Linked DNA regions of Homo sapiens: region 2 is linked to region 1. Evidence: chromatin loops called from intact Hi-C (ENCODE). Cell type or tissue: PC-3. All regions are shown on one strand. Links, peaks and the distances in the headings refer to the core of each region. The heading gives the core; the rest is flanking DNA.

What was found. A loop is a pair of places that touch in the nucleus more often than their neighbours do. Peaks named below come from ENCODE experiments on the same cell type or tissue, not always from the same donor. Only the 100,000 strongest peaks of a DNase experiment are listed, where the experiment ranks them.
Region 2: it touches region 1 in a loop (4-fold over the local background); 9 of 110 quality-filtered maps call a loop at or near these places.

Annotation. Positions count from the first base shown.
Region 1 is chr3:56,853,859-56,869,240 of GRCh38, forward strand. It overlaps a transcript of ARHGEF3 not described here. Among named protein-coding and RNA genes, the nearest start is that of ARHGEF3, 60 kb to the left of the region's middle. In PC-3, for the core only: no CTCF peak of the experiment used is centred there; a DNase peak (open chromatin) is centred at 9,033; H3K27ac peaks cover 779 bases.
Region 2 is chr3:56,805,279-56,820,660 of GRCh38, forward strand. It overlaps a transcript of ARHGEF3 not described here. Among named protein-coding and RNA genes, the nearest start is that of ARHGEF3, 11 kb to the left of the region's middle. In PC-3, for the core only: no CTCF peak of the experiment used is centred there; a DNase peak (open chromatin) is centred at 6,163; H3K4me3 peaks cover 1,036 bases; H3K27ac peaks cover 1,537 bases.

The DNA.
Region 1 (15,382 bases), core at 7,690-10,189:
CTCTGTTTGAGGGTCAGGGGAGGGCTCTCAGTAGAAGTTACATAGAAAGACAATTGGCCAGGCGTAGTGGCTCACGCCTGTAATCCCAGCATTTTGGGAGGCCGAGGAGGGTGGATCACGAGGTCAGGAGATTGAGACTGTCCTGGCTAACACGGTGAAACCCCGTCTCTACTAAAAATAGAAAAATCTAGCCGGGTGTGGTGGCAGGCGCCTGCAGTCCCAGCTACTGGGGAGGCTGAGGCAGGAGAATGGTGTGAACCCGAGAGGCAGAGCTTACAGTGAGCCGAGATGGCGCCACTGCACTCCAGCCTGGGTGACAGAGCGAGACTCCATCTAAAAAAACAAAACAAAAAAACAATTAGGCACAAAAAGGGTGAGGACAAAGGAAAGAAAAGAAAGATTCCAGGCAGAAAGACCAGAGGGTAGAAAGGACTATGTCAAGGAAGCCCAGATCTGTTTAGCTGGCATATGGAGAAGGAGCAGTGCAATGGAGAAAGACACAAGCATGCAGGGGCTGGGTCTCAAAGCCACGTTAAGGAGGAGTATTTATCCTCAGGCTTTCTCTGAAGGAAACAGGGAGAAGCAGCAAAGGATGTAAAGTGGTGAAGCGGGAACCCAACTTGTGTTTTAGGAAGATGCCTCGGGTTCAGTGTGGGGAATGGATTTGAGAGACAGAAAGGAGGCAGGCAGATCTCCAAGTTAGCAGCAGGAATGCAGGCCAAAGACTAAGCAGCCTCTGAAAGGTAGAGTCACTGGGCTGAAGAAAACTGGAGGACTCTGGAGATATTTAGAAGGCAGGCAGGTTGAGATTTGGTGGGAAACAAGGTAAAGGAAAGAGGCCATGATGCCACCCCAGCTTCTGGCTTTGGCAACAGATAGGTACTATTTGGGGGGATGCAAATACCTAGAGGGGTGGGGGGGTTGGGGGGCAGGTAGGAAAGGTAAGAAGTTTAGGGGAGAACTTCAAAAGCAGCTATCCCAAAGGCCTCTGTCAGGACCCTGAGGGACACCCCCAATTAAGGGATGGACACAAGAAGGGGTAACTGCAAAGGAATCCAAGATGGAGTGGTCAGAAATGTGAGCAGTAAACAGGAGAGTGTGCAGTCACAGAGAGAAAGTCAATCTTATGTAGCACATGGCAGAGGTCAGAGTGGAAAAAGTCACTAGATATGGCCATGGCAAGACCTGGTGGCCAAGGCAGTTGAGTCACTTATTCAACACAATAGTATGGAGTACAATAACAAGGTCAGAGGAGGGGAAAAGGAGGAATCCAGGCTGAGGTGGGTGGAGAGGAGGGAGAGAGGTGAGGGGCAGGAGGGAGGGGTGCCTGCAGTCACCAAAGGGTTTTTATTGAGATAGGAAAGACTGAAGGTTGTCAAGCACTATTTATTGTTGTTCCCATTTTTATCTGGAGGTCTTTTCTCAAGACCACATATCTAAAAAGTGGAAGAGCAGGAATTCAAATACACGTTTGCTAACTCTTTTCAAAACACTCATTTGGCAGCAATAAATGGCCTTTACTGATGCAAAAACAAGTAGTCTGGGCTGGGCGTGGTGGTTCCTGCCTGTAATCCTAGCACTTTGGAAGGTTGAGGCAGGCAGATCACTTGAGGTCAGGAGTTCAAGACCAGCCTGGCCAACATGGTAAAACCCCTCTCTACTAAAAATACAAAAATTAGCTGGGCGTGGTGGCATGTGCCTGTAATCCCAGCTATTCGGGAGGCTGAGGCAGGAGAATCGCTTGAACCTGGGGGGCAGAGGTTGCAATGAGCCGAGATTACGCCACTGCACTCCAGCCTGGGCAAGAGTGAGACTGTCTCAAAAAAAAAAAAAAAAGTACTCTGGGCTGCCTGTCTTCCCTCCTTCTCCACTCTCCTACCCCCTGTAAATGACTGCTACATACAACTACGACACTAAAGTGGAAGGAAAAACTGTCATGCTGAACCACAGCTCTCCCAAATTTGTGACATAGATGTACAGATGATGATGACACAGTTACCGTCAGAAAAGGCATTCCAAATACTTACGCTTAACCCTAAAATGAAAGGAAATTTAACTTCTAAAACAATATCCCAGAAAAGACAAGTGTCATTTTTCAATTCCACTACTTGGCTCAAAGGGCTTCTTTTCTTTTCCTGGTTGTGACATTTCATTGTTTTACTCTCAAAGGAGCAGAGAGCCTGCAGACCAGCAGGGGGCCCTGCCGCAGAGGAGGAAGATGTGGGGCCAGGGGCCTGGCCAGTGGTGGACGAGATGTCTGGTAGGGGTCTGGACAATCTGAGTCCATAACCAGTCAGTCCTGGGGGGTGTCGCCATCAGAAGATACCAAGCCACATAAAATACACGTAACTCGGGGATAAAAAGGAAGCGGAGGGATAATAAGAGGAACAGGATAAAGAGAAAGAAAATAAGAAAATGATCTATGTCTAGTATCTGTCTATAAGGACAGTGAGTCAACATTTTTGGAAATCCAGGCTCTTTCTCTAGCCTTTTACTCCAGAGCTTTCAAGGGCTGACATGGGATGGAAGGATTCTTATGTCATCAAGTCTAATACTGCAATTTTACTTGTCTATTTATTGCTTATAAACTGACACTGTCTTTCATTTATGTTTTATTACACCGGTAATTCATGAATACAGATCCTCTTTACAGATATGGCTTGATTCTCCTTGGGTCCCCCTCCCCCTTCCCCACCACCCACCATGTCCCAACCCCTCTCCCTGACCTCTGTCTCTGGGGCCCTCCCTCCTCTGCTACAGCCCTTCTACAGCCCTTCATTTGCTTATACCTCTTGTTTTAGAATTTTCCTAAAGTGAGCCAAATTCTTTTCCATCTTGAGAGGTTTTTTGTTTTTTTTTTTTAACTTCATAGCATCCATCAAGATAGTGGCTGACACTTCTGCTGTAATAAAACTGGAATTAAAAAAAAAAAAATCTAGAGGCTTTCCAGAGCTTGCTTAGAGGCTTTGCTCTGCCTCCCAAGATGAACCAACTTACTCTTCATAATCTAAGTAAGGTCTAAGCAATGTTATTTCTTTGAAAATTTACATTAGAGCTTTTCCAAATCCCTGGCACACACTCTCCATTTAAAACTAACTATGGAGACCAAAGCCTGTTATATAAGCATCCAAGTCTGCAGCCATGGGCCATATTTCTTCAGCTGCCAGATCACATGACTGATAACAAAGCCAAGATAAAGGCAATAATTTTTTAAAATTTTTTTCTAGAAGAAAAAAAGCCCTACATATTTGAAAAAATAAAAAGATTAGGATCATTCCCATCAGAAGCTATTCTAAGTGGTTATTCCTCAAAATTAAAACAAAAATAAATTTGATTTTAAAACAAGCCACATCTACAGTGGCCACGGTGGGTTGCCTTCCTAACGTTGATTTCCCTTTCTCCCTCTTTAAGGAACTCCTATTTTCCGCAACTATTCACCCCGTTCATCCCCAAGGCAGAGTCTGAGTCAATCTTCATGGCATTCCTCCTGGGACTATTATTGACCCAGGGACAAGCATGTGACCTAATGTACCCAATCACACTAAAGGGAAGAACTTATTTGCTGGAAAAGGGAAACATATCAACCCAGTGGCTACTGGCAGCCATCTTGCAACCATGAGGGACACCAGCCTGAAGAGCACAAAGAGTTTAAGGAGATGGAAAGGACTTGTGTGTTTGGTGATAGTTTAGTAATTGAGTCAGTCAATCAGGGATTGACCTAACTCTGTACTTTTTATTCTGTGACATACAAAGCATCTCTATCTAAGGCTCTGTGAGTCAGGATTCCTGTTGCTTTCTCCAAACGGCTATAACACCAAAGAAGCGGGGAGATGGGGGAATCTGGTGCCATTTCCTTTTCCTTTTCTCTAAAAAGTTTCTTTGCTCTTTGGTTCTTTTTTAGGAAACAGCCTCTTACTATGTTGCCCAGGCTGGAGTGCAGTGGCTATTCACAGGCACAATCGTAGCACACTACAGCCTCAAACTCCTGGGTTCAAGCTATGCCCAGTTATGCTTTAGCCTTTGCATAGCTGGGACTATAGATGCAAGCCACTGCATCCAGTTCTGGCACCATTTTTCTGACCTACAAATTACATTTTGAAAGTTTCTTGGTTTAGCAGCTCATGCCTGTAATCGTAGCACTTTGGGAGGCTGAGGTGGCAGACTGCTTGAGCCCAGGAGTTTAAGACTAGCCTAGGCAACATGGTGGAACCCCATCTCTATAAAAAAATACAAAAATTAGCCAGGCATGGTGGTGCATGTCTGTAGTCCCGGCTACTCAGGAGGCTGAGGCAGGAGGATCGCTTGAGCCTGGGAGGTGGAGGCTGCAGTGAGCCATGTTTGCACCACTGCACTCCAGCCTGGGAAACAGAGCAAGACCCTGTCTCAAAAAAAAAAAAAAAAAAAAAAAGGCTTCTTCTTTCCTTCACTGTAATGGTTGCACTATCCATTCACTGTATCCACATGCATTTTTATAGCTGAGTACATTTTTCCAGGTTTTGTAGGAATTTTAATGGGTTTAAGCCTAGTAATTAAATATATATTAACTGGCTGCTACCACAGAAAGTTCAAGAGAAGCAAACTCAGCTCTGAGGATACTGAGCCCCTACCAGTGCCTGCCAAGATGCTAGAGATTATAACAATTGACAATGGCAGTCCCTGTCTGTGCTTGTGGGTTTACCTTCTGGTGAGGGGAGGAAGACAGTCAACAAGAACAACAGATGGTTTAGATAGTAACAACAGCACAGAAAGCACTTGCGGGGAGGGCAAGGCCTGCTTTAAATTGAGTTACCAGGAATGGCCTTTGCAAGGAGGTGACATTGAAAGCTGAGATCAGAACAAGGTGGGAGTCATATCTGGGGGAATAAGAAAGGAAAGAATAAACCTTGAATGTTTCAGTAGCATCAATAAATTCTGGTTTATTAGAAGGTGCCAAGAGATGGAGAGGGTGGAGGGAAATGAGGTTGGCAGGTGGGCAGGAGCCTAGACATTTGGGCCCTATAGGCCAAGGAAAGTGGATCTACATTTTATTTTAAGTCAGGGATTCTTACTTGTTTCTGTGTTATATACTTCCTAGGCAGCCTGCTGAACCCTATGGACCTCTGCTTGCAAAATGTTTTTAAATGGCGAAGACAAAAACAAAAAAATGTAGGATTATGAAAGACCAAGGATGGGACTGTGGGGGCAGGGAGATTATGGGAGTGATTTATCCCGCCAGGGAAGAGTATTTTTATCATGGACATTGTTTAGAGTTACCAGCTTATAGTGATCATAGAAGAATAGACTTTAAGTTGACTGTATTATTGTTTTGTTTTGTTTTTGAGACGGATGGAGTGTAGCGGTGTGATCTCGGCTCACTGCAAGCTCTGCCTCCCGGGTTCACGCCAATCTCCTGCCTCAGCCTCCCGAGTAGCTGGGACTACAGGCGCCCACCACCAGGCTCGGCTAATTTTTTGTATTTTTTTAGTAGAGACAGGGTTTCACCGTGTTAGCCAGGATGGTCTCGATCTCCTGACCTCGTGATCCGCCTACCTCGGCCTCCCAAAGTGCTGGGATCACAGGCAGGAGCCACCGTGCTCAGCCTGTATTATTGTTTTTAAATAATAAAAGCACACCACCTTGTTGCCTAAATCCAGGGCAGACTGAGCCCACATCCCTCTTGCCACCCCCTTGGTACACCTTTTTTTTTTTTGAGACAGGGTCTCACTCTGTCACCCAGGCTGGAGTGCAGTGGAGCAGAGATCTCGGCTCCCTGCAACTTTCACCTCCCAGGCTAAAGCGATTCTCCCATCTCAGCCTCCCGAGTAGCTGGGACTACAGGCACAAACCACCACACCAGGCTAATTTTTTTTTTTTTTTTTAAGTTAGAGACAGGTTTTGCCATGTTGGCCAGGCTGGTCTCGAACTCCTGACCTCAAGGGATCTGCCCACCTCGGTCTCCCAAAGTGCTGGGGTTACAGGCATGAGCCACTACACCCAGCCCCGTTGGTACACTTCTGATTAAGAAAACTCATTACATTGAGCTGGGCATGATGGTTCACACACCTGTAATCCCAGCATTTTGGGAGGCTGAGGTGGGTGGATTGCCTGAGCTCAGGAGTTCCAGACCAGCCTGGGTAACATGGCGAAACCCTGTCTCTATTAAAAATACAAAAATTAGCCAGTCTCATAACCTGGTCTCAAGAGAGATAGATAGATAGATAGATAGATAGATCGATAGATAGATAAAAATTAATATAAACAAACAATTTAATTAAAAATAAAATATAATTTGCAACATAAAAATCTAATTTATTAAATAACTTCTTTGTTCATATTTATTTTTTATTTTTATTTTTTAGAGACAGAGTCTCACTCTGTCACCCAGGATGGAGTGTAGTGGTACGATCATGGCTCACTGCAGCCTCAAATTCCTGGGCTCACGTGATCCTCCTGCCTTAGCTTCCTGAGTAGTGTGCTGAGACTACAGGTGTGTGCAACCATGGCCAGCTGATTTTATAATTTTTTTGTAGAGATGGGGTCTTACTATGTTGCCCAGGCTGGTCTCTAGCTCCTGGCCTCAAGCAGTCCTTCCACCTCAGCCTCCCAAAGTGTGAGCCACTGTGTCTAGCCTGTTTAAATAACAGATATGGTGGCAGATCTAACCACTACTGTCATTTTACAATCAAATGGGCATACAAAATATTCTGAGATATATGTAACCAGTATAATGTGAAGAGAAAATCACAGTGGGTTCTTTTGGTGACAAAGTCACAAGTAACTGCTGATATTGCTGTGGTTTTTTGTCCTCATTTATAGAAAGGAAATGTAAATTTCAGTTGGAGGTTAGTGAAAATACAGATGTAATTTTTTTTCCAATCCAAGTTTAGAGACCCCATGGAAGCCCCTGGAAGTTACTGGAGAGTTTGACTAAGGAGTGTAATCTGATTTATGTTTCTAAAAAGATCTGCCTAATGGTTGGTGGGGGATGACGTGATTAATACGTGCCAAGTTCATTTCGTGCTCAGAAGCTGGCAATGGTCAGCTGTAAGGAAGAGCGATACCAGGGCTTCTCTTGAATCATGGCTACTAAAGAACAAAGAAGATCTGCCTTTATGAGTGGTCTCTAGGCCCACAATGAAAAGGCAATGCGGCAGAAATAAAGCACCTCCAGCCCCCTGCTGCAGGGAAAGGAGAGGAGATTCATGGCTAGGAGAGGCCCCTGTGCAAATCTGCAAAGTCTTGGAGAAAAGAAACCATGTCGGCTTTAGCTTCCTGTAAGACAAGTGTGATGATAAGCACCTCTCAGGCTTGTTATGTAGGCAGAGGGGCTGCTGCAGTATGAAGCGCCTGTCACCAGTGAGTGGTGGTCAGTGCCAGGGTGGTATCTTCCCTTTTGGTGCCTTCTGCCTGGGACTTTGGCCATCAACTTCAGACTGGGGTGGGACATGGAGGAGTCTTAGGGGCCATCTAACTTTGAAGAAGTCAAAGGATGGCCTTAGATTGTCTAGAAAGCTTGGGGCTGGAAGGAACTGGAACCTAATCTATCATCTAGGTTTGGTAGAAAACCAACACAAGCTCCTCAAATGCTCAAAATTTAAAACCTAGATTGCCCAGGTGAAAGCATGCAAAAGAAACAGTCTTCCTAGCAGGAAAAGCAAGGAAATTTGAGCCCAATGGAGGCTTGGGGGCAGTGGCTAAAGCAGAGGCTTCAAAGTTCCCTGAGCCCGGGATTTTCTCTCTTGATACATTTACAGAAGGGGCTATGGATCTCCCACTTCTTAAATGGAACCTGAGTATAAAATGTACAAGGGCCTGGGGACTGAGGGCTGGGGTCGGAAAGGCCTGGATCTGCTGGGCCCTCAGGAGGCTGTTCAGGGCCTTGCAGGGAGCAAAGAGTAGAGTCTGCCACTGCCAAATCCCAAAGATCCTGCCGGAAGCATCCCCTCTTCCCACAAAGCTATAGAATGTACCTCAGACTCTTCCTCCTTTCTCTCTTCTAAAAGTGAATGAAGCCTTCTAACCTGTTGGTTTTTTTTTTTTTTTTTAACTCTCTCTCTACCAAATGTCTTCAATCTAATAAGCAGCAGCTCTGCTTCCACTGGTCTATAACCTATAATAGTTCCCAAATGATCCCTAAAACCTATACACAGCAACAGGATGCACTAAAATAATGGGGTTATCTCTGGCCAATCTGCTACAAAGGCAAAAACATAGATGCTAATCCACAGCTTAAAATGAAGGAGCAAATGAAAGAGTAAGCCCCTGACCCTCCCCACCCACCCACCTTTTGGGACTTTAAAAGGAATGGTATGGAGGTAAAGGCAGGGTGAGGGGAGTGGGAGGGGGAGCAGGGTCAGACTGCCCTTCTGTAAGTGTGAGAGATGCAACAAAAACCTTGCAGATGACCTCAGAACCAACCAAGAACCTCCCTACTCCACAAATCCCCCTACTCCAATGCCTACTGGTTCAGCAGAACCCAGGTCTGTCGAACAGCCAACACCAAAACATTTTTTAAAAGGGTGGGGAAATACTCTTTCCCTGAATCCCTGCTCTTGTTCCAATGGCTAAACAAAAAGCTTTTATCAGGATTATTTCACTGGGCGACATGGCACAAAGAAAGCAGTCCATTTGCAGTCTGAAGGTCAACAGGGCTGCTCTTGTTTCAATTTGTTGCTCCTCTATGAGGCCAAGGCTGAATCTGGGCCCCCCTCCGCCTGGGAACCCCCATGCCAATGTGCATTCCCTTAAAGTCTCACACAGGACGAGGCTGCTGCAGGCGGCTGACTGAGACTGACCAGCAAATTACACCTCTTGCCTTCCCCTTGACCCTGCCATTAGATTTTTTATTTTTTTAAGGTCAATGAAAATGCTATCAACACTCCTCCATTGGAAAATGTTTGTGGTTGCAGCTGAGCATGCCTGTTACAACTGCTGACAAAGGATTCCCAACTTATAGGACGCAAGAGTCAAATGCACCCCCTTAGCAAACCTCCCCTAGCTTTTTCCACTTCATTTAGGCTGTGTACCCTGGGCTGATTCATTAGAATTCTTACATTCACTCCTACTCATTTGAAGAGTTTGGTTTTGTTTTTCTAGTGACTCACATCTGGTGTGCTTTAAAAAGGCAACCTAATTAAAGACCGGTCTTGTTTGCCATAAATGAAATGTTAAGTGTATACAGTGGTGCCCCCTAACCATGTCTTCTAACATCCAAGGAGTTAGAAAGAAGGACTTGAAGAAAGATGGTTGTGTAAGCAAACTCAGATACTGATCTCCTATTATTAAACCAACACATTTACCTTTTTCTTTTTTTTTTTTGAGACAGAGTCTCACTCTGTTGCCCAGGCTGGAGTGCAGTGGCGCGATCTCGGCACACTATAACCTCCGCCTCCCATGTTGAAGCAGTTCTCATGCCTCAGCCTTCCGAGTAGCTGGGATTCAGGTGTGTGCCACCACACCCAGCTAATTTTTTTTTTTTTTGAGACATTGTCTCACTGTGTCGCCCAGGCTGGAGTGCAGTGGTGCAATCTTGGCTCACTGCAACCTCTAAATCCCAGGTTCAAGCGATCCTCTCACCTCAGCCTCCGGAGGAGCTGGGATTACAGGTGTGTGCCACCATGCCCGGCTAATTTTCATATTTTTACTAGAGATGGGGTTTTGCCATGTTGGCCAGGCTGGTCTTGAACTCATGACCTCAAGCAATCCACCCGCCTTGGCCTCCCAAAGCACTGGGATTATAGGTGTGAGCCACCACACCTGGCCATTTTTGTATTTTTTAGTAGAGACAGGGTTTCACCATGTTGGCCAGGCTGGTCTTGAACTCCTGGCCTCAAGTGACCCACCTGCCTCAGCCTCCCAAAGTGCTGGGATTACAGGTGTGAGCCACCACACCCGGCCCACATTTACCTTTTAATCCTCTGCCTGAAAAACCGATAGCACTCAAAACATCATGAACCTAGGGAATTTGGCACTGGAAAGGACACAATTCATCTATATTATTTTATATTTGTGGAAACTGAGACCCAGAGAGGTGAAGCAATACATACAAGGTCTGATAGCTATACAATGACAGAAGGTAAAATAAAACCCACATCTTCTAACGCATGCCAAGAAGGGAAACATTTACTAAGTGCCCACTCAAGACCAGGCAGTAAAGATACATAGCCATATATGTCTCTCAAACTTGTCTGCCCTACAGACAGCTAAGCCAGGACACCACCATCTCTCATCAGAAAACTAAGGCAGCTTTCTACTCATCATCCACATCTACCCTTGGTTTCATAATCAACCAGAGGAATGAAAGCATAAATGACACCCCTGCCTAACACATCCCCTTCCTAGTGACTCCATACTGTTCTTAGTATAAAGATGCAAATCTTGGGCATAGCCTTTGAAGCTATGTGTGGTCTGGTTCCTGTCAACTACTCCAGTCTCACCATCTACCACCTACCAGCTGCATTTGCCTTCAAAGCAGCATGTTCCATCCTGCCACAGGGCCCTTGCACATGCTGTTCCCAAGGTCACAGCTCTTTCACTCTCCTCTTTAACCTGGTTAACACCTTACCTTCTTTCAGCTTTCACTTCCCCAGAAAAGGCTTCCTTGGCCTTTCATGACTAGGTCAAGCTCCCTGGTTAAATGCCCTAACAGCAACATGTCTCTCTTTTCTTCAAAGCTTTTGTTTTCATTTGTTATTATATTCTTGTTACGGTGATTATTAACATCTGCCTCCATAATTGGACTGTAAGTCACCAGCACCTTGCCTGGTTTGCTCACCATGTTATTCTCTTACCACCAACCAACACAGCGTGACTATAGGAGATGCTCAGTCAATGTGAATATCAATGAAAGAATGAGGAAAGAATAAAAGAATACATGTAAGGTCCTCAAGGACCTTACAGTTTAGAATGATCTTCCAAGTCACCTGTAAATCAGGAAGCTATGCAATGATCAATGCCACTTAACATAGACCTTCCTCAGAGAGTGTCTTGATAGCCCCCTCTTCAGTTATTATATTACATATAATAAAATTTCAAAGTTTACTCAGCAAATGTCACCCTTTTGTCAAGAACATGAGACCTTCAGTCAAACATAAGCCCCCAAACTAAACAAAGCCTCCAAGGTCCCAAAGGCAATTTTGTTCTTTACTGTGGTATACTGGGAGCCCATTAATCATTCCCTTTATTATATAAAACACAGCAATAACCCTCCCTTCATACCATCCCTATTTCCAGACACATTCTTCATGAGTTGCCAGAAGCTGGTTCATTTCTCATTTCAGACACTCCTCCACTTCCCTGTGGGGATGGCGAGCACATGGCAGGCCTATTTCCACAACCTGACAATAATTTAAATGAAGTCGCAGCCTCAATTTCTGGTTGTATTACAGAGAGGGAACATCATCAAGGCACATAACAAAACTTAAACAGCAACCTAGAAGAGAACATGCTACCACAGCGCACAGATTGGTTAGAAAGGAGAATGATTCCGCTACGGCAAACAGAGCAGAGCAAAACACAGCAAGTTGTCAACAGCTATGAGAAATGCACATCAGAAACGTGCTTATGATGAAACCTTCTTTTCTATGTGAAGGCAAAACCACATGAAATATCAAATGTAAAGGAAGATAATTTATAATTTTTTAAAGCCAATGTTTTTCAGTTACACATAATATTCAAATTTGTGAAAACTCACTGTATCCAAACCATGTTAAAAAATATGTTTTTAAAAGGTTTTTCTCTCCTCTATGGAAGTTAGTAAATTACTGTGCCTTTAATGACATTTAGGCATGTGGCTAGTGAGGTGTGATCTGTGAGCTTGGACATTGTTATGAACAGAATATTTGTGTCCCTCTGAAATTCATATGTTGAAATTCTACCCTTAATGTAATGGTATTGGGAGGTGGGGCTCTTGGGAAGTGTGTAGGTAATGAGAGCAGCACACTCTACAACCCAGAAGAGGACCCTCACCAGAACTGGAATCCTAATCTCACACTCCTAGCCTTCAAAACTGTGAGAAATCAATTTCTGTTGTTTATAACCCACCCAGGCTATGGTATTTTGTTATAGCAGCCCAAAGAAAGACAGACATCCTATTCAAAATGCAATCACCTCTGTTAGCCGTAGGTGAATCATTTGCCTTTTGGGTTATCTGCAAATGAAAAAAAAAAAATGAAATAAATTAGCCAAGTGTGGTGGCCTGCACCTGTGGTCCCAGCTACTCAGAAGGCTGAGGCAGGAGGATTGCTTGAGCCCAGAAGGTCAAGGCTGAGGTGAGCTGTGATCATGCCATTGTACTCCAGCCTGTGTGGCAGAGTGAGATCCTGTCTCAAAACACAAAACAAAACAAAACAAACCCCACCTTTCTTTATTAGCATGATTAAGCTGAGTAGATCATCAGGTCCATTTTCAGGTCCATTCAGCACCTCCTGTTTAGTTTTTCCCTGTCTTGGAAGCTTATAATCAATAAAAGGTATTTTCAACCAAAACCTTATTTACCTTTTCCGAGTAAAACAAGCTAAACACACAGGGTAAAAGGGAGACTAAAGATGGTGGGTTAGTATGACCGGTGCCCTGCGTCATGTTCCTAGGGGAGGCTGCTCCACTCACCCTGGACAGAAAGCAGGGAAGCATTCCACCTTGTCCAGCAGGGAGAACCTGGCACATTCCTACCTCCAACAATGCTGGGTCTCCTCAAAGTGGCTCCTGTATTTTTTTCACAATATTGAGAATGCTCAAGCGGCAAGGCTTACTCATATTTCAATGTAACAGCTAGAACATATTCTGAGTGAGATATAAAAGATGTACTGGTACTCTGTCATTTCTATATCATCTAGAATATACTCCTTTCCACAAGTTTGGATAAACAAGCAATGTATGTTGATTGATAACTCCTTACAAGCATCTTTCATTCTGTAACCACATGGTGGGCACCAGGCATAGTGTTGTGCACTCAATAAACACCCGTTAAGTGGAAAGGAATTGAGACTGCAACAGTGGGATGTTTTTCATTTTAATAGAAAATTTCCATTCCTACCACTATCCTGAGAGATCTTTCCATACCAACTGAGTTAAGTGTAGCACTGGTGTTAACAATTCCACATCCATATGAAATCATGTGTATATTTCACATTCCTTCTATCCTCTTGTCTTTAGCCTGACTTATTTATTAGCTCATAAAAGCCTGGTATTATTTTTACCTATCTTGCTTTGTATATCACAAGGTCTCTTCAGGTAGACCTTGATTTTCCTTTTGTTGTACTGGTTTTCTTTAAAAATGAGGGAAGGCAAATATGTATGTAGAGGAAGACATGTTCTTAAAATGTTGCCAAGATAAATCCAGTTCATGTTTACAGTAACCTTCCAAAGACAGCATGTAACATATGAACAACCAAGTAGCCACTCAATCATTTATCCAACAAATGTTTATCGGACACACAATGCCAGACACTGCCCCAGATGTTGATAATATGGCAAAAACAACAAAATAAAAATTATATTCTACTGTGAAGAGACAAATATAATAAATTTAAAAAATACATAATGTGGCAGGTGATGATAAAGGCTATGAAGAAAAAATAAAGTCAGATAAGAAGAGAGGGGAGTGCCGAGGAGTTAAAATGCTATTTATTTATTTATTTATTTATTTATTTTTTTGAGACAAGGTCTTGCTCTGTCACCCAAGCTGGAGTACAGTGGAGAAATCATGGCTCACTGCAGCCTTAACCTCCTGGGCTCAAGCAGTCCTCCTGCTTCAGCCTCCCAAGTAGCCAGGACCACAGGCACACCACCATGCCTGGATAATTTTTATATTTTTCATAGAGACAGGGTTTCGTCGTGTTGCCCAGGTTGGTCTCGAGCTCCTGAGCTCAAGCAATCCTCCCGCCTCAGCCTCCCAAAGTGCTGGAATTACAAGTGTAAGCTACCGCGCCTGGCCTGGAAATGCTATTTCACATAGTGGGACAGAGGAAGTCTAAGAATATTTGAGCAGAGAACTGAAGGAAAATGAGGAAGACCAGGTTGGAGGCCCTAGACATCCAGCCACTGTGGAAATGAAGAGGGCATGACCATCTGGAGGAAGTGATAATGGTGTGATTCTGGCTCTATTTATCAAACCATCACACTCTTGATCACATCTGCTTGGATATGAATCAAACTTTACAGAATAAAATCAATAGCAAAGGCATTTTGTTAAATACTTCTACTAATAACAATGTACAGAAGTGGCTCATTTCAAACAACCTCGTTCTCCCTAAAATGGAACAGTACCCCACAACCACTCTACATGAACAAAATGAAAGGTCCTCTCTAGATGTAAAAAACCCTAGTGATGTTTCTTTGAAACTCAATGCTTCTAGAGCCTAATGCCTAACTGTAAGGAGAGCACAGATGCAAAGCCCACCACAAAGTATAATTTCTCAAGGTTGGCTTTTACATAAAATAAAGTGAAGCACCTTCCCGACTGAACCTTTGAGTTAACCAGCTAAAAGCAAATAAGTTAATTTCAAGGATATTCTTTTTTTGTTTGTTTTTTTTTTTTTTCGAGACAGAGTCTCGCTCTGTCACCCAGGCTGGAGTGCAGTGTGGTGCGATCTTGGCTCACTGCAGCCTCCACCCACCCTGGGTTCAAGCAAGTCTCCTGCCTCATCCTCCCAAGTAGCTGGGAGTACAGGCGTGTGCCACCACATCCGGCTAATTTTTATATTTTTAGTACAGACGGGGTTTCACCATGTTGGCCAGGCTGGTCTCGAACTCCTGGCCTCAGGTGATCTGCCTGCCTCAGCCTCCAAAAGTGCTGGGATTACAGGCATGAGCCACTGCGCCCAGCCAGTTTCAAGGATATTCTAAGAGAGAAAAATATTACCAGAAAAGAATCCATAGTAAAATTTCTTTCAAAACCAACCAAGAGTCAGAATTGATCCTTTGGAAAAAGGAGAAAAACAACCATGGGTACAGCTTAGATGCGCCTTCTCTGTGCTTGGTTAACTTGTTTCAGAAGCAAGAGTGCAACCCCCACTTGTCTGCAGATGAATGAGTCTTAAGTTTAGCTTCTTTCAGTGGCCCGTGTATGATGTATGGCAGAGCTCAGTAAATGCCAGTTGATTGAATTAGTGGACGCGCTGAGTGAATGCACTAAAGAATGAACAAATTAACTCATTAATTCTAAAACAATATTTTCTTCAATGGAATTTATATAGAGCTGACCAGCAAAATCGTCCCTTTCCTCTGCCAAATAAAGACAAAGAAGCTCTTTAGATTTATTGATTTTAGTGCTGAGTAGAGGATTCCTGTTTTGGAAATTGATATTTTGAGGTACGTGAGGAGTTAAAAAAAAAAAAGTTCCATTTACAGTATTATAAGGGGAAAAGGTCAGTCTGTTGGGAATAAACCCATTCAGGTTTCCCTG
Region 2 (15,382 bases), core at 5,041-7,540, 51 kb before region 1:
GGCTGGAGTGCAGTGGCACAATCTTGGCTCACTGCAGCCTCAACCTCCTGGTCTCAAGCAATCCTCCCGCCTCAGCCCCTCAAGTAGCTGGGACTACAGGCACACGTCACCACGCCCAGCTAATTTTTATATTTTTTGTAGAGATGAGGTTTCACCATGTTGCTCAGGCTGGTCTTGAATTCCTGAGCTCAAGTGATCCACCCACCTCGGCCTCCCAAAGCGCTAGGATTACAAGCATAAGCCACTGTGCCTGGCCTCCGAAGAAATGTTAAAGTGCAACTTAGGTTGAAGCACAACTATTGCAGAGCAATGAACAGTCATATTGATTGATGAGAAGGCTGCCGTATCCATCTTCTCTTAAAACATTTCTTTGCTTTCCTTAAAATATACTGGAGCCATAAAAATCAATAAATACACAGGGCTACACAACATATATATGACAAACATACCTCTTTTCCACTATACATGCTAGGCAAAGAGAGACAGACAGAGGCAGAGAGATTACTAATGGCCTGTAACAATTTAAATAGTGCTATAAAAAAGCATAAGCTACAAAAGGAAAGATGGGAATCTGGAATTCTCTTGGGTGGTCTGATTCTTCCAAGCTTCTTATAGCACGAATGTCTCACCATCCAGAATAGGATTCTGGTGTTTAAATACAGATATTTTTGGTACAACAAAGCCTATAAACTCAAGCCAGCAATTTGGGGTGCATACAAGCCATGTATATGGTCCTTGAGGCATTTAACAAATTTTTCAGGAGTATTTTTTTTTAACTTCCATCAGTATATAGGTTAAGGTCAGGATTAGCTATTTCAGGAGTATTTCTGACCTCATGCAATTTCCACCTTGGTCCCTGACTTCAGCACCTTCCCCATATGTAATGCACTGCTCCACCATTGACAGATTGGGGTTTTAGGCAATCTGCCTGAGACACTATCTGGGGGTGTCCGTGAACAAAGACTGTCAGAAAACAGGCACCCCTGCAGGAGGGCCTCCAAGCATATCCCTAAGGTTAGTGTCACAGTTGAGGGAAGCTGGTCCAGTCCTGCAATGCCGCCAAGCTAAGTGGCCCCAGGAGCCCAGAGCTCCCCATTCTGCCTGTGTGTGTGTTTACGGGCTTAGGAACAACACTGCTCTAACAGGCAGCTTCACTCAAAGAAACGGCACAAAGTGTCTTTCAGAACTTGCCTTCGGCATAGCCCGTTATAATCCTATAAAATGCTTCACAGCCGGGCAGTGTTCCTTGCCAGCCAGAAGCCTGGAGACTGAAATAAAGAGGGCTGTTCTGCATTTGCAGGAACTGTGCCAAGCACAGGGCCTGTGGTCTTGCCTGTGTTGAGCGGGGGTCATTTGGGCTGCTGGTGGAATGGTAGGCCTGAATACAGAAGCCCACCACTGGTTATTAGCTCCTTTTAGACTTGCAGACAACCAGGCATGGCTTGGAGACCATCTGTCAACTCCTTAAATCCCAGTCCCATGACTGGGAGCAGAGCAGGCCTAGCCTGAGGATAAAACCAGAAGCTAACATGGCTGTGACAGCCTTCTCAGCCAACAGGACAATGCTTTGTCCTATTAGCGTTATATTTTAACATAAGGAATAGCGAGTTCCTTTTTTTTTTTTGAGACACAGTCTTGCTCTGTTGCCTAGGATGGAGTACAGTGGTGTGATCTTGCTCACTGCAACCTCCACCTCCCGGCCTCAAGCAATTTTCCCGCCTCAGCCTCCTGAGTAGCTGGGATTACAGGTACACACCACCACGCCCGGCTAATTTTTTGTGTTTTTAGTAGAGACGGGGTTTCACCATGTTGGCCAGGCTGGTCTCGAACTCCTGACCTCAAGTGATCTGCCCCGCCTTGGCCTCCCAAAGTGCTGGGATTACAGGTGGGAGCCACCGCGCCAGGCCTGAGTTCCTTTTTCTTTAAAGGCTTGTTCATCCATCCGTTCATTCATTTATCAAATAATTAATGAATGCTTATTACAGTCAGGTGTTCAATTAGATACATTTCTCCCCTCCTCTTCTCCACCCATTCCTGAACTTCTATGCCAGGCAGATGTTTAATACATACTTGCTCAAAGAATAAGGCCAATTTTAAAATGTGGCCTTTCAATTGTAACCTATGTGTTTACATTTGAATAAGGAGCTCAAGGAACAGTAGCTGATCCCCGAAAGCCTGGGCCTCCAATATGTGTACCTCTGTTTGCTTTCCCTGGTATCTGAAGTCATCTCTTCTACCTGCTAAAGTGGCATGGATGTGTAGGTATATGGTGGGCACATGAGTGTTGCAACACCTTTCCCCTCCCCTTCCATTTGGGTGACATTTCCAGTTAATGACCAAGCCCCCCTCTCCTCTCTCTAATTTCAGTTTTGATGGGGAGGGAACCTAAAGAAGTTCTGGCAGTGAATTCTGGCAGATCAGGACTGTGATTTACTGCTAGATAGGTAAAAATGGCACAAATGAAGCAACCATCATCTCTAAACTCATACCAGTATTACTATTCTCCCTTTGCCTGAGGAGCTGTCCACTGACTCCAGTCTAGATTTACAAAAATGTATCTCTGGGCTGGGTGCAGTGGCTCATGCCTGTAATCCCAGCACTTTGGGAGGCCAAGGCGGGTGGATCGCCTGAGGTCAGGAGTTCAAGACCAGCCTGACCAACATGGTGAAACCCCGTCTCTACTAAAAATACGAAAATTAGCCAGGCATGGTGGCGGGTGCCTGTAGTCCTAGATACTCGGGAGGCTGAGGCAGGAGAATCACTTGAACCTGGGAGGCAGAGGTTGCAGTGAGCCGAGATCGTGCCACTGCACTCTAGCCTGGGTGACAAAGTTAGACTCTGTCTCAAAAAAAAAAAAAAAAAGTATCCCCGGATAGTCTAAAGCTGGAAGGCTTAATTCTTGCATTTTCTTTAAGGTCTCATTTTCTGAAAAACTGGTTAAAGGAGAGTATCTCTCTCTCCCAGCTGAGCTAATCCTGTGGATTATCAGCTATAAAGCAAAAAAAATAGTAATAATAAATTAGCCAGTCACAGTGGCTCACGCCTGTAATCCCAGCACTTTGGGATGACGAAGCAGGAGGATTGCTTGAGCGCAGGCGTTCGAGACCAGCCTGAACAACATAATGAGATCCCCATCTCTACAAAAAAAGAAATATCCGAAAAGTAGCTGGGCGTAGTAGCATGTGCCTATGGTCCCAGCTACTTAGGAGGCTGAGGTGGGAGGATCCCTTGAGCTCAGGAGGTCGAGGTTGCAGTGAGCCATAATCATGCCAGTGCACTCCAGCCTAGGCAACAGAGTGAGAACCTGTCTCAAAATAATTAATTAATTAAAATAAAAATAAAAAATTAGCTATGAAATTAGCAAATTTTTTTGTTTTTTCAAAAAAATAATAATATTGAAGTGTTTTGCCCTGAAACATCATAAACATTTGCTAGCCTCTGGTTCATAAGAGCAATACTTCTCAACCAATGGTGATTTTACCTCCCAGCAGATATTTGGCACTGTCTGGATGTATTTTTGATTGATTGTCAGTGGACAAGGCCAGGGTGCCATTGGCATCTAATAGGTAAAGGCCAGGGATGCTGTTAACACTTATGATACACAGAACAGCTTCCCATAACAAAGAATTAGCAGGTCCAAAATGCCAATAGTGCCACTATTGAGAAACGCTGTGGTAAAGAGAGAGTGGTCCTGAAATATGGTATTGGAGCCAAGGGAATCTGTGGGTATTGACCTCAAGGTATTTTCACTTCAGACTTTGATCATTGATTAGTATCAAATATCAGCTTAGGCTTGGTGGGGCAAAGAAGAAATGCTTGAGTGCCAAGAAACCCCAGAACAGGGCAATGAATCAAGTCTTCCCTGATGCCCAAACCTGACCGTTGGCTGAATAACAAATTCCATAAAACACAAGACAGACAAAAGAATAAAGAGGAATATAGGAGTAAGGGAGTGAGGGGACAGAAAACTGTCTTAAACTGCTTCAGGTACACAAATATACTTTAAAACACCAGTGAAAATTAAAATTTCAATGAAATATAATAAAGAAGAAACCAGGGAAGAGGGAATTTTTTTCAAGTCTTATTCTTCCCCAGGACAACCTTTGCCACTATATTTGTTTTGGGGGGCAGAAATGCAAACTCAGTGATTAAATGAAAACCCTAAGGGGTTTAATTTACTATTTTCTTGATATATGGTGTTTCTGGATGCACAGTTTGTATAAACAAAAACCTGTCTCACTGAAGATTTTGCAGTAAGAAACCTGACCTTCTCCAATTTGAACTTATAACTATCAGCAGGCTTGTTCTGCCCACAGAAGTAATAAAACATTTTCTGTGTACTACTAGAGTGTCTTTGAATTTTCTGGAGAGTCTGCCTTTGAGAGTATTTCATATTTGGGGGTTAAGGATTCAATAAATATGTTATATTTAATTTTTAAAATATTTTTTACTTTACTTTTTTTTTTTCCTTTGTGACAGAGTCTCACTTTGTCACCCAGGCTGGAGTGCAGTGGTGCAATCTCGGTTCAGTGCAACCTCCACCTCCCAGGTTCAAGCGATTCTCCTGCCTCAGACTCCTGAGTAGCTGGGATTACAGATGTGCACCACCATGCCTGGCTAATTTTTGTATTTTTAGGAAAGACTGGGTTTCACCATGTGGGTCAGGCTGGTCTCGAACTCCTGGCCTCATGTCATCCACCTGCCTCGACCTCCCAAAGGGATTACAGACGTCAGCCACCGTGCCTGGCCATATATTTATTTAGTTATTTATTCCCCTCAGACTACAACTAAGGTATTCCTTTATGTGGGTTTCGTATAGTAACCATTATTCAGAGAAATTAGAACCTAAAATGTATACATTCCAGCTTTGGATATTAGAGGTGTTTTCTCCTCCATCAACTACAAACTCAGTAATCAAAGTACCGTATTTTGTCGAACCTAAGACTGTAATATGTGCTATTATTTTATGTACTCTCTAAAATAGGCTGGGTGTGGTGGCTTACCCCTGTCATCTCAGCACTTTGGGAAGCTGAGGCGGGCAGATCATTTGAGCCCAGGAGTTGGAGACCAGCCTGGGCAACATGCTGAAACCCTGTCGCTACAAAAAATAGACAAAGTAACTGGCATGGTGGCACACATCTGTAGTCCCAGCTACTCGGGAGGCTTGAACCCAGGAAGCAGAGGTTGCAGTGAGCTTGAGACTATACCACTGCACTCCGGCCTGGGTGACAGAGAGAGACTGAGTCTCAAAAACAAAAAGAAAAGAAAAGAAAAGAAAAATATTGTCAATTAAATTATATGATCAATTGTAAGACCCTTGGCAATTCAAGAGAAGTTAACATGTGGAGGAAAATGTGTAAAATAACAAAATATGGCAGTATTCATATCATCTGGCCTGAATTTGAAAACCCATACATTTATAGAGAAATGACTTCTGAGGAGTCAGGGACACTCCCAGAGACCACCTGCTGTGAAATTGACTAAGAAGCTTATCAAATCCATATATATCCCTAAGGCCCACTTTGGGTCCAATGAATTGGAATCTTTGGCAGCAGACCCAGAAATCTGTAAAATACCCTCAAAAAGCACTGTTCGAGTAACATACATAGTGTTATGAATCAGAATGATCAGCAAGCCCAATAATGATCCCCCAGCCACAGGCTAGAAATGCTCTGACCACAAATCTTCAGTCCTGAGGTGCACAGGGGGTAATTAGCCCAATGGCTGTAGCATCAAAACCCAGAATGGGAATAAGGAGCCTCTTAATTTGTTCATCCAAACAAACGTGCACTGAGGAACTACTGTGTGCCACACCATGCTATATACAGATGGGTGCCTCAAGGATATGATGAAAAATTGACAAATCTATACTCCGAGTAAACTACCAAGTAAGCCACCCACTAGGAGATGTGTTCTGGCTCTTGGGACTTGATTTACAATCTGGTATCCAAGGTTCCAATTTAAAACATGCTTATCTTCATAGCCAGAGGGCATGACAGCATTTACGTTTTTAAAAAATTAGCTGTAGAGCAGAGAATGGGAGGAGGGCACTTGGCTTGAGATGTTTACTTGAAAAAAGACCTAGGGCTGGGGCTGGGGCAGATGGTGGGGGTGGGGGCATGGGCAGAAGACTTTAATTACAGAACAAGTTCAACTAGTAGAAACAGGTTCGGGGACTCCTGGCAAATATGTGTCTCATCTGGTGGGAGTGGAAACTGGCTGGCGTATGCTAGAAGCAGCATATTAGCTGAAAGTGTTCTGTGTGCTGTGGGTATTAGACACGCTTCACAAAGGGGCTAGTTGGTGTGGGTTAACTGAATGCTTTGGTTAAGTGGGAGCTGAATTAAGACAGTTTCTGCTTTACTTGATTTTTTTTCCATCTCAGAGCCAAAACCAAGCTCAGCAAACATAGTTCGCATGTGCCCACAATTCTGATTAAACCAAAAGCCTTGGCAATAGAGGACTGAACAGAAGCACTTAGTCACTAGTTCCCCAGATTTTATCATTGCACTATCATTTGATTCTTCAACTCTAGCATTAATAAGTACAACCAACTGATAGCTGTGCCTAGCTAATTCCTCTCATTCAAGGTTGTCTGTGACCCCCAGGCAAGGGTAATCCTTGTTTTGTGCCCTCAAGGTGCCAAGTACCTCTTCTTCCCCAGTAGTCAGCCTGCTCATATTGACTGATTTTATGTCTGTCTCCACTGCCTGGCTGCAAGCTACAAGGGGACAGGGACCATATCTATCTTGCTCATCACAGTAGCCCCAGCTCCTCCTATTACGCTGGCACATAGCAGACTCTCAGCTCATATTTGTTGAAATGAAAATTAAATTGAAATGGGGCTAATCAAAGAACACGTCACGGAGGAAGCAAATCCAGAGAAGATTTTTGCAAGGAGGAATACACCATATTTAAAACTTCTGAGATGGGACCAAAAAATAATATGCAGAATACTATAGTGGGCTGTTTGAAATTTTGAAAGGTAATTCAAATAGGCCCCTAATTTTAATGTTTAGCTTCTTGAAGAGTCCAAACCACTTTGAGAAACGGCTCCTACAGTGTTAGACTGTGGGGGCCTCTCAGATATGATAGAGCTTTCAGTTCCTTCCAGCTGTTTACACACTAATTCCTGAACAAGGTGGACTTGCCAGGAAGGCTGAAACTAGTGACAAAGGGACATCAAATAGCTTATTTTCAAAGACACTGTGCAACATGCTCATCTGCCCTTTTCCTTCCCTTTAAAGGTTATTTCTTTCATTCCCTTCTCTAGGTTTTTGATTCCAGGTTAAACTCTACAAAAATGTTTTTTTCCTCTTAACTTGCCATGCTCACACCTAATGCCATTTGTATCAAAACTCTGTTTTCTTGAGGTGGGCCCCAAGGGGCTGACTTTTAAGGGAGGGGGCAGATTTTGCCTGATGTTTCTGCAAGATTAAACATGGTGCTTATCTGAAGTTCAAGGCTGATGATAAATTATAGACTCAAGAACTTTTTATTCAAAGAAGCCAAAGGAAGAAGGAAACTTCTCTGCTAGCTGCTCCACCAAAGGGGAGTCATGTTCTCCCCTCCTAGAGCCTTACAAGAGATAATTTTGAGAGCTCATTCTGGTTTAGAGACAATACATGGTGAACAAAGCTCATCTGTCATTGAGTGGGAGGTAGGGAGGAAAGAAGGTAAGAGAGAATTAAAATTGTAAAGCCAACATCATGTGGATTCCTCCTTGAACTTTAATAACCCAGTGCTGCCTGCAGGCTCAGAAAAACCAAATGCAATGGGTAGGTACAAGGATTGCTCTGGTGCCAGGAAAATGCAATAAGACATAACTTTTATAAGGTAGGCAATGAAAGAGTGCCCTGCAGGAACAAAACAGGCTTTTAACATCTCCAAAGTTGGCAGCCAGATGCCTGAAACATTGGTTTAGTGCATCCAAAACACACAACAGATAGAACCACTTTCTTTAAGATGAAGTCATCTTCCAGGAGAAACAATAGCTGGGAAGGCTGGGTTTTTATGATTCATGGGAGGAGGAGAATTTGATCTGTATTTTCTTTGCCACAGTCTATCCCATTTTAATGCATGTTAGAGGTTTTCCACATGTTAGGCAAATTTTCTAGAATGTTTTGAAAGGGAAAAAATTCTGCAGACTGCCTCAGTTACTGAAAGAGTTCTCTTTCTCCCCTGGCTGGGGAGGGATCCAGTTCTGTCTCACCGTGTTATCGAAAAGATCTGAAACTACAACTCTTCATTTGGATTCTGCTGTTATGAAATGCAGTTTGGGGTATCTTGTTACACTTTACTCCCAGAAGTGTTAAAGGAAGTGCCTGTCATCAAAATTCAAAAATAAATATAAAAATGATGCTGGCAGAGCTCAAAAACTAAAAGGATCAGCATTTTGCTTCAGTTTCCTGTTCATAAAACTTTATAAAAACAACCCACCCATTTAAAAAAAACCTGTAACAATAGTTCACTATTCTTTTCCTAAATGCTTGCCTCATGCCACTCTGAAATTAGGTGCCATCACGTTTCCTGAGTTATGGGCCCCAAACACCACATCCTTTTCCTCCCTCCCACACCCCCACCCCACCTGGCATCATTCCTGAATTTAGATGCTTCTCCAGTTTCTGAGCTCAGTAGACAGATGCCAACATTCTCCCTCCTACCTGTCCTGAAGTGGCCAAGCATCTGTACCAGCTGGAAGCAGGAATAATTGAGGCTTCCTTCCCCCAAATTAATTCTCACTTCCTAGAGAAGCTTTTAATATGGAAGGTTAAATTATAAAGTGAAGAGCTAGTAAACTGAAAAAGAATAAGATATTTCCCTCCCACTCTGCCTTTACAGCAAAATTTTCTTTGTGGAATACTCAACACTCTGTCCTTCTTTCTGGAAGAACATAGAATACAAGCTCTAGAACAAGCTTTTCCAACCCATGGCCCACAGGCTGCATGCATCCCAGGATGGCTTTGAATGTGGCCCAACATAAATTTGTAAACTTTCGTAAAACGTTATGAGACTTTTTTTTGCGATTTTTTTTAAGCTCATCAGCTATTGTTAGTGTTAGTGTATTTTATGTGTGGCCCAAGACAATTCTTCTTCCACTGTGGCCCACGGAAGCCAAAAGATTGGACACCTCTGCTTTAGAATGAGAAGCCTGGGTTCAAATACCAAGTTTTCACTTGCCAACTATATGACTTTGGACAGTTTACTTAATGATGACAAACATCAGTTTAAGCATCTATAAAATGGGGATATGAGAGTTTCAAGGTTTTAATGAGTTAAAAACACATGAATAATCCAATAAGATAATATGTATGTCAGATTTCTAAGCATACAGTTAGCACGTCATGCTATTATTAACCCTTCCGGTAAATAAATCATCCTTCTCCCTTTTTTTTTAAATGAATTAAGGAAAAAAGGTGGAATTTGGAGAACTTTTCCAACACTCCTTGCTTCCAAAGACATTAATTCTTTGATTTAATCTTATAATTTCAAAAAAGGATATGACTGTTGCACATATATAAAAGAAGCAGCAGAGTGAAGAGTGAACTGACCTAAATTAGAAGACATGGGCCAGGTGCAGTGGCTTACACCTATAATCCCAACACTTTGGGAGGCCAAGGTGGGAGGATCACTAGAGCCCAGGAGTCTGAGACTAGCCTGGGCCACAAAGTAAGACCTCATCTCTACAATAATAATAACAATTATTATTATAACAATTAGCCAGGCACAGTGGCATATGCCTATGGTGACAGCTACTCAGGAGGCTGAGGCAGGGTGATTGCTTGAGCCTAAGAGTTTGAGGCTGCAGTGAGCTATGATCGTGCCACTGCATTCCAGCTTGGGCAACAGAGCGAGACCCCACCTCTAAAAAAATTAAAAAAAAAAAAAAAAGAAGACATGGTATACAATCTGGCCCTACCATTAAGTCTGTGGTCTTGGGCAAGTCAAGTGATCTCTCTGAGACATAGATTCTTGAACCATATAACAAGGTGATTTAAACATAAATGTGTATGCTTCTGTGATTCTATTAAACAGCAAAGACTGAAGTGTATATGGAGTATTATCTTGATTTTATGCTATTTAATTTCAGGAAAGCTTTCAAATAAAAATTCATATCTTATGTACTGATGAAAGCACCCTGTCTAAAATTAGCATGTTTGGTATAGGCAGCCCACATTTTGGGTTGGTTCAGCATGGTAATATTTTATGAAGGCTCATCAGAAAATTAAGCTCAATGTACTCATTTGTCAAGAAATGCATATGCATATAGATTCTTTTAATATCAAATGGCAAAGCAAACAAGAGGTTGAAACAGAGGAAAGATCAACTATGAGAAAAGAATTACTGAGGGAAAATGGAGACAGACTACAAATGGGATAGAACTGGCCTAAAATATACCACTGTCACTTAAAAATAGGTACTCGGTTACATAGTGCCTGTGTTATCTTTACAACAGCATTTGGTTCCTACACTGTCTTCTTCCTACAGGCCTGTTATGACTATGAGAGCTATCTGTTCCTTCAGTGGACCAAGTCTTGCTGCCTTGTGGATTCTGCCCAGTCACAGCTTCCCTTCTGCCCTTCAAGGGTGGGCTGCTTGCATCTAAGTGGTAGGGCCATACCTAATTCTGTTCTGGATATAACACAGATGACTGACTGGGCTTGGTGGCTGATGTCTATAATCCCAGTACTTTGGGAAGCTGAGGCAAGAGGATCACTTGAGGCCAGAAACTCAAGACCAGGCTGACCAACATAGTGAGATCCTGTCTGTACACAAAATGTAAAAATTTAGGAGGGCATGATGGTGCATTCCTATAGTCCTAACTACTTTAGAAGCTGAGGCAAGAGGATGGCTTGAGCCCAGGAGTTGGAGGTTACAGTGAGCTATGATTGTACCACTACACTCCAGCCTGAGTGACAGAGCAAGACTCTGTCTCTAAAAAACAAAACAAAAATACACATCTAGATGGTTGCTGGCATGAGATGCTAAACCACAGGCTTCTCAAAGCTGAGGGTTCTGTGCAACCCTGGCCAAACTTCTTACCCAAAATACTTACTTACATTAATGTTGTCCATTTATAAGAATTAGAACTAAAAACAAAGATACCTTGCAGCAACTTCTAAATAGTGCCCCATAAATAACAAATAGCACTAGAATTACTTAATAAATCATAATCTTCATTATTCTCTAGCATCTGTTTCCCCTACTAGATTGTACGCTCCAAAAGAATCATGAATCGCTTGTACAAGGCTACATCCCCATTGCCAAAAGATGCCTGGCAAGTGATGAGAGCTCAGTAAATGATGCTGAGAGCCGAAGAGGTGTTTGCTCTCTGCCAGGCACTGTGCTTTGACTTTAATGAAGTATCTCAAGTAATCCTTACAACAATCCTATGAAATGAGTACTTCTATAGTAGGAGAAACTGAGGCACAGAGAGTTCAAGCAACTTGCCCAAAGTCACACAGCTAGTAAGCAGCAGAGCTGGAGTTCAAATGCAAGCACCTTGCTTCTAGAACCTCAAGTTCCAATTCTGAAGCGGAACGTTAATTCACAGGCCAGTCACAAACCAGGGAGTCCTGAGGCCAGAGCCTATGATGCAAGGGTCAAGGATTTGAGCCTATATGATATGACTGAAAGAACACTGAATGAGAAGCAGTGCTGACTTGGGTCCAGTCCTGTGACGTTTTTGCTCACCAGCTTCCCCTGCTGATCAATCAGGGGGTTGGATGCTCACTCAAGTCCTTGTCAGGTGTCAACCCCAAGTGCTAGAGTCACCCTAGACATAATCTCACATCCAGAAAACTACAGAGCACAGTGTGCTCTTCCACCTTCCACGAGGGAGAACCACCAAAATATCAACCATCAAGCAAGTTACTCAGTCTCTCAGAACTTCAGTTTCCTCATCTGCAATCAGGACCAAATAGCACCTACTTCAAAGGGTGGAGGTGAAGATTAGAGAGAAACCTGGTTAAGGGGCTACCACATAGTAATAATTTCATAAACAGTAGCTAGGTTTATTATGGTCCCAAACAGAGCGAGGAGATAAGTCTGGAGGAGGAACGAATCTCTTCAAAACCCAGGAACCAACCAACCAGTTGGAAAGACAGCTCTGAAACTCAGATTTTTAAACAATTTCTAACAGTAGACTACATGTGTGGCACATCATCCAAGCAAAAAGTTCCATATCAGATTCTCTTTCAACAAATGGAGTAATAAAGACAGGTTTGAGTTAACTTCAGCTGGAACAGAAAGAACCATTATGACTTGGGAAGTTCACACCTGAGTGCTGAAAAGCTAGAAAATAATGTTAGGTGCCATTTGCCTTATGCCAGACCTGTGACAAGCATGTGACATATATTACCTTACTGAATCCTCACAACCTGCTGAAGAGGGTACTGCCCTGTTGTATAAATGAGGGCATGGAGGCTCAGAGAAGATAAGTAACTTGCTCAAGATCACACAGCTACTAAATAGCCATGCCAGAACTTACTTAGTCTGCCAGAACGTTGATGGTCTTAACCACAAAGCTACACCCTTCCCCAAAGATAGCGTGTCATTGGCCCCAGCATGCCCCGTACCCACAGGGCAATCATGTCCACACCATGGGCAAGTGGCTTTATAGGAAGGCCACGCATGGGGGATCAAGTGGCCTTGGGTTTTGGTCCCTGTTTACCCACAGACTGTGGCAGCTATGGACAAGTCATTTAACTTTCCTGGACCCTGTTTTGATCAAACAGAATGTACTGGATTAAAGTTTTTCAGTCCAAGTCTTGTGGAACATTAATCACTTACATTTTATACCCGAGAGGTTAGGGATAAAAGAGGAGCCAAAGACATAATGAGCTAACCCTCTGTCCTGGGACTCTGGCTAGGGGAAGAAGTGGAACACATTTGTTACCAAACAGAACTGGGTGACCCTCAGTTCCCTTCTATCTTGAAAATTCTGAAACTCTACTGAAAATTCTGAAATTCTCCTGAAAATTCTGAATTTTATGTGACAGGAGAGGACAAAGAAGAAAAGGACTTCAGGGAGTCATGTGGGAGGTGGCAGGGTGGCCATCTCAAAGCTATGTTTGCACAGCGACTACAGTGTACATGCTTAGCTGGTAAGCTTATTTGAGGTGCTTCTGGAGTGAGGGGGCTGGTGGAGATAATGGGAAAGGAAGCTAAATTCCTCCTCTTGAAATGACTAGTATTGCATACAGCAAGCACTCTATAGATGCTGATAGAACTGAATTCAAAGGAAAAAAGACCTGGATCAAACTGATAGAAGTTGAGCTGCTGCTCAAGATGTATGAATATCTCAAAAATGCTAACAATTGCTTTTGTTCTCAGCCACCCACCCTGCCATAAGCCATTTTCAGTCTCAAGATCAATTCTTTTTCGTGAGAATGAGCATACCTCTTTCAGCAGGATAACCACAGGTAAACCTCCCCCTGCACCCCCTGCTGCCATCCTACGCGCTTGGAATATGAACAAAGGTGAACTGTCTGGCTGATAAAGAATTCTGCTTGTTTTCATTTGTATCTTTGCCCAGGGTCGTGGCAAATATTGTTTCATGGGTTTCCAGCTTTGTTTTTGGAGCTCAAAGGATAAAGTGCTCCCACAAGAAAGAATAAAGAGAGAGGAAAGAAGGTAACGAAAAAAACTATTTCATTCAAACAGCAGAAGTCCTTTCTTCCCAGGAAAGGTGACAGTATGCTACATCCTCTGTCTGAGCTGCCAAAGTCTCCATCTAGAGATACTGACAGCAACAATAAACTTAAAGAATTTTTTTATACTTGTATTCTAAAAACAGGACTTAAGAGAAGACTAAAGTCTTCTGATTCCCAGCTGATGTTTTTACCATAAAACTAGGCTGCCTCATGAACATATTCCCTGGGCCACAAAAAGGTTGACTCATAATAGGCACTCAATAAATATTTGTTGAATGAATTAAAGAACAAAAGAAAGGAAAAGGCACAGAAGGTATGTATCAAGGGCTGTCAACATAAGAGGACCAATTGGTTGACATTTAAAAAGCTTTGTGTATCTTTGAACTCAGGTCCAGAATAGTCCCTCCCTCATCCTTCTCCATGTTTTAAAATACCATTCATTATTCAAGTCTCAGACCAAGTTTTTCTTCTGAGAAGCTTTCCCAGGTCAACCCAGCCCTGTGGAGCTAGTTTATTCTTTTGAGTTCTAACAATTCTTATTACTACCACTTAATTAACCATGTTCTACCAGGTGGCAGTTTTTTTTTTTTTTTTTAAAGACAGAGTCTAGCTCTGTCTCCCAAGCTGGAGTGCAGTGGTGCAATCGTGGCTCACTGCAGCCTTGACCTCCTGGGCTCAAGTGATCCTCCCATCTCAGCCTCCTGAGTAGCTGGGACTACAGGTGCACCACCATGCCTGGCTAATTTTTATTTACTTATTTATTTTTTGTAGAAATGGGGGTCTTACTACGTTGCCTAGGCTGGTCTTGAACTCCTGGGCTCAAACAATCCTCCTGCCTTAGCCTCCCAGAGTGCTGGGATTATAGGCATGAGCCACTGCATCTGGTGCAACTTTTTTTTTTTTTCTCATTTTGTCATCCAGGCTGGAGGTCAGTGGCACAGTTGTGGCTCACTACAGCCTGGACCTCCTGGGCTCAAGCATTCCTTCCATCTCAGCTTCCCAAGTAGCTGGGACTACAGGCGTGCACCACCATACCCAGCTAATTTTTTTAGTTTTTGTAGACATGGGGTTTCACTATGTTGCCCAGGTTGGTCTCAAACTCCTGGGTTCAAGTGATCCTCTCCCCTTGACCTCCCAAAATGTTGGGATTACAGGGGTGAGCCACTGCACTCAGCCTAAGCTAATGTCATCATTTATTCCTACATTCAACTTTTATTGACCTACCAGTTTAATGGTCAATTGAATTTTTGTGCTGTTATACTACTGCCAGGGGAGGCCAGTAGCAACTGGTATCTGCTCAGCTGTATAAGACTCTACCCAGGGAGGTACTGTAAGGATGTGCTGTGCCCTCAAAATAACTTCATGCTAAAATTAAGGAAGATGCTTATCAAACCTCCAGATCTACTCACCAGTTTACAGAAAACGGGGATAGAGGAAAACATTAAAACACATAATGAGAAAGCACACCTGAATCCTGGCTAGAAAATATTCTGCCAGAAAAATGACCTGGTTTCCTCAGCAAGAGGGTAAAAAAAAGGGGGGGACAGTGAGATTTTTCACAATAACAATGATAAGAAATGGGTGGACCAGTCAGGCACAGTGGTATATGCCTGTAGTCCCAGCTACTTGGAAAGCTGAGGCAAGAGATCACTTGAGCATAGGAGTTTGAGACCAGCCTGGGCAACATAGTAAAGACCTTCTCTCTTAAAAAAGAAGGAAACAAAGGA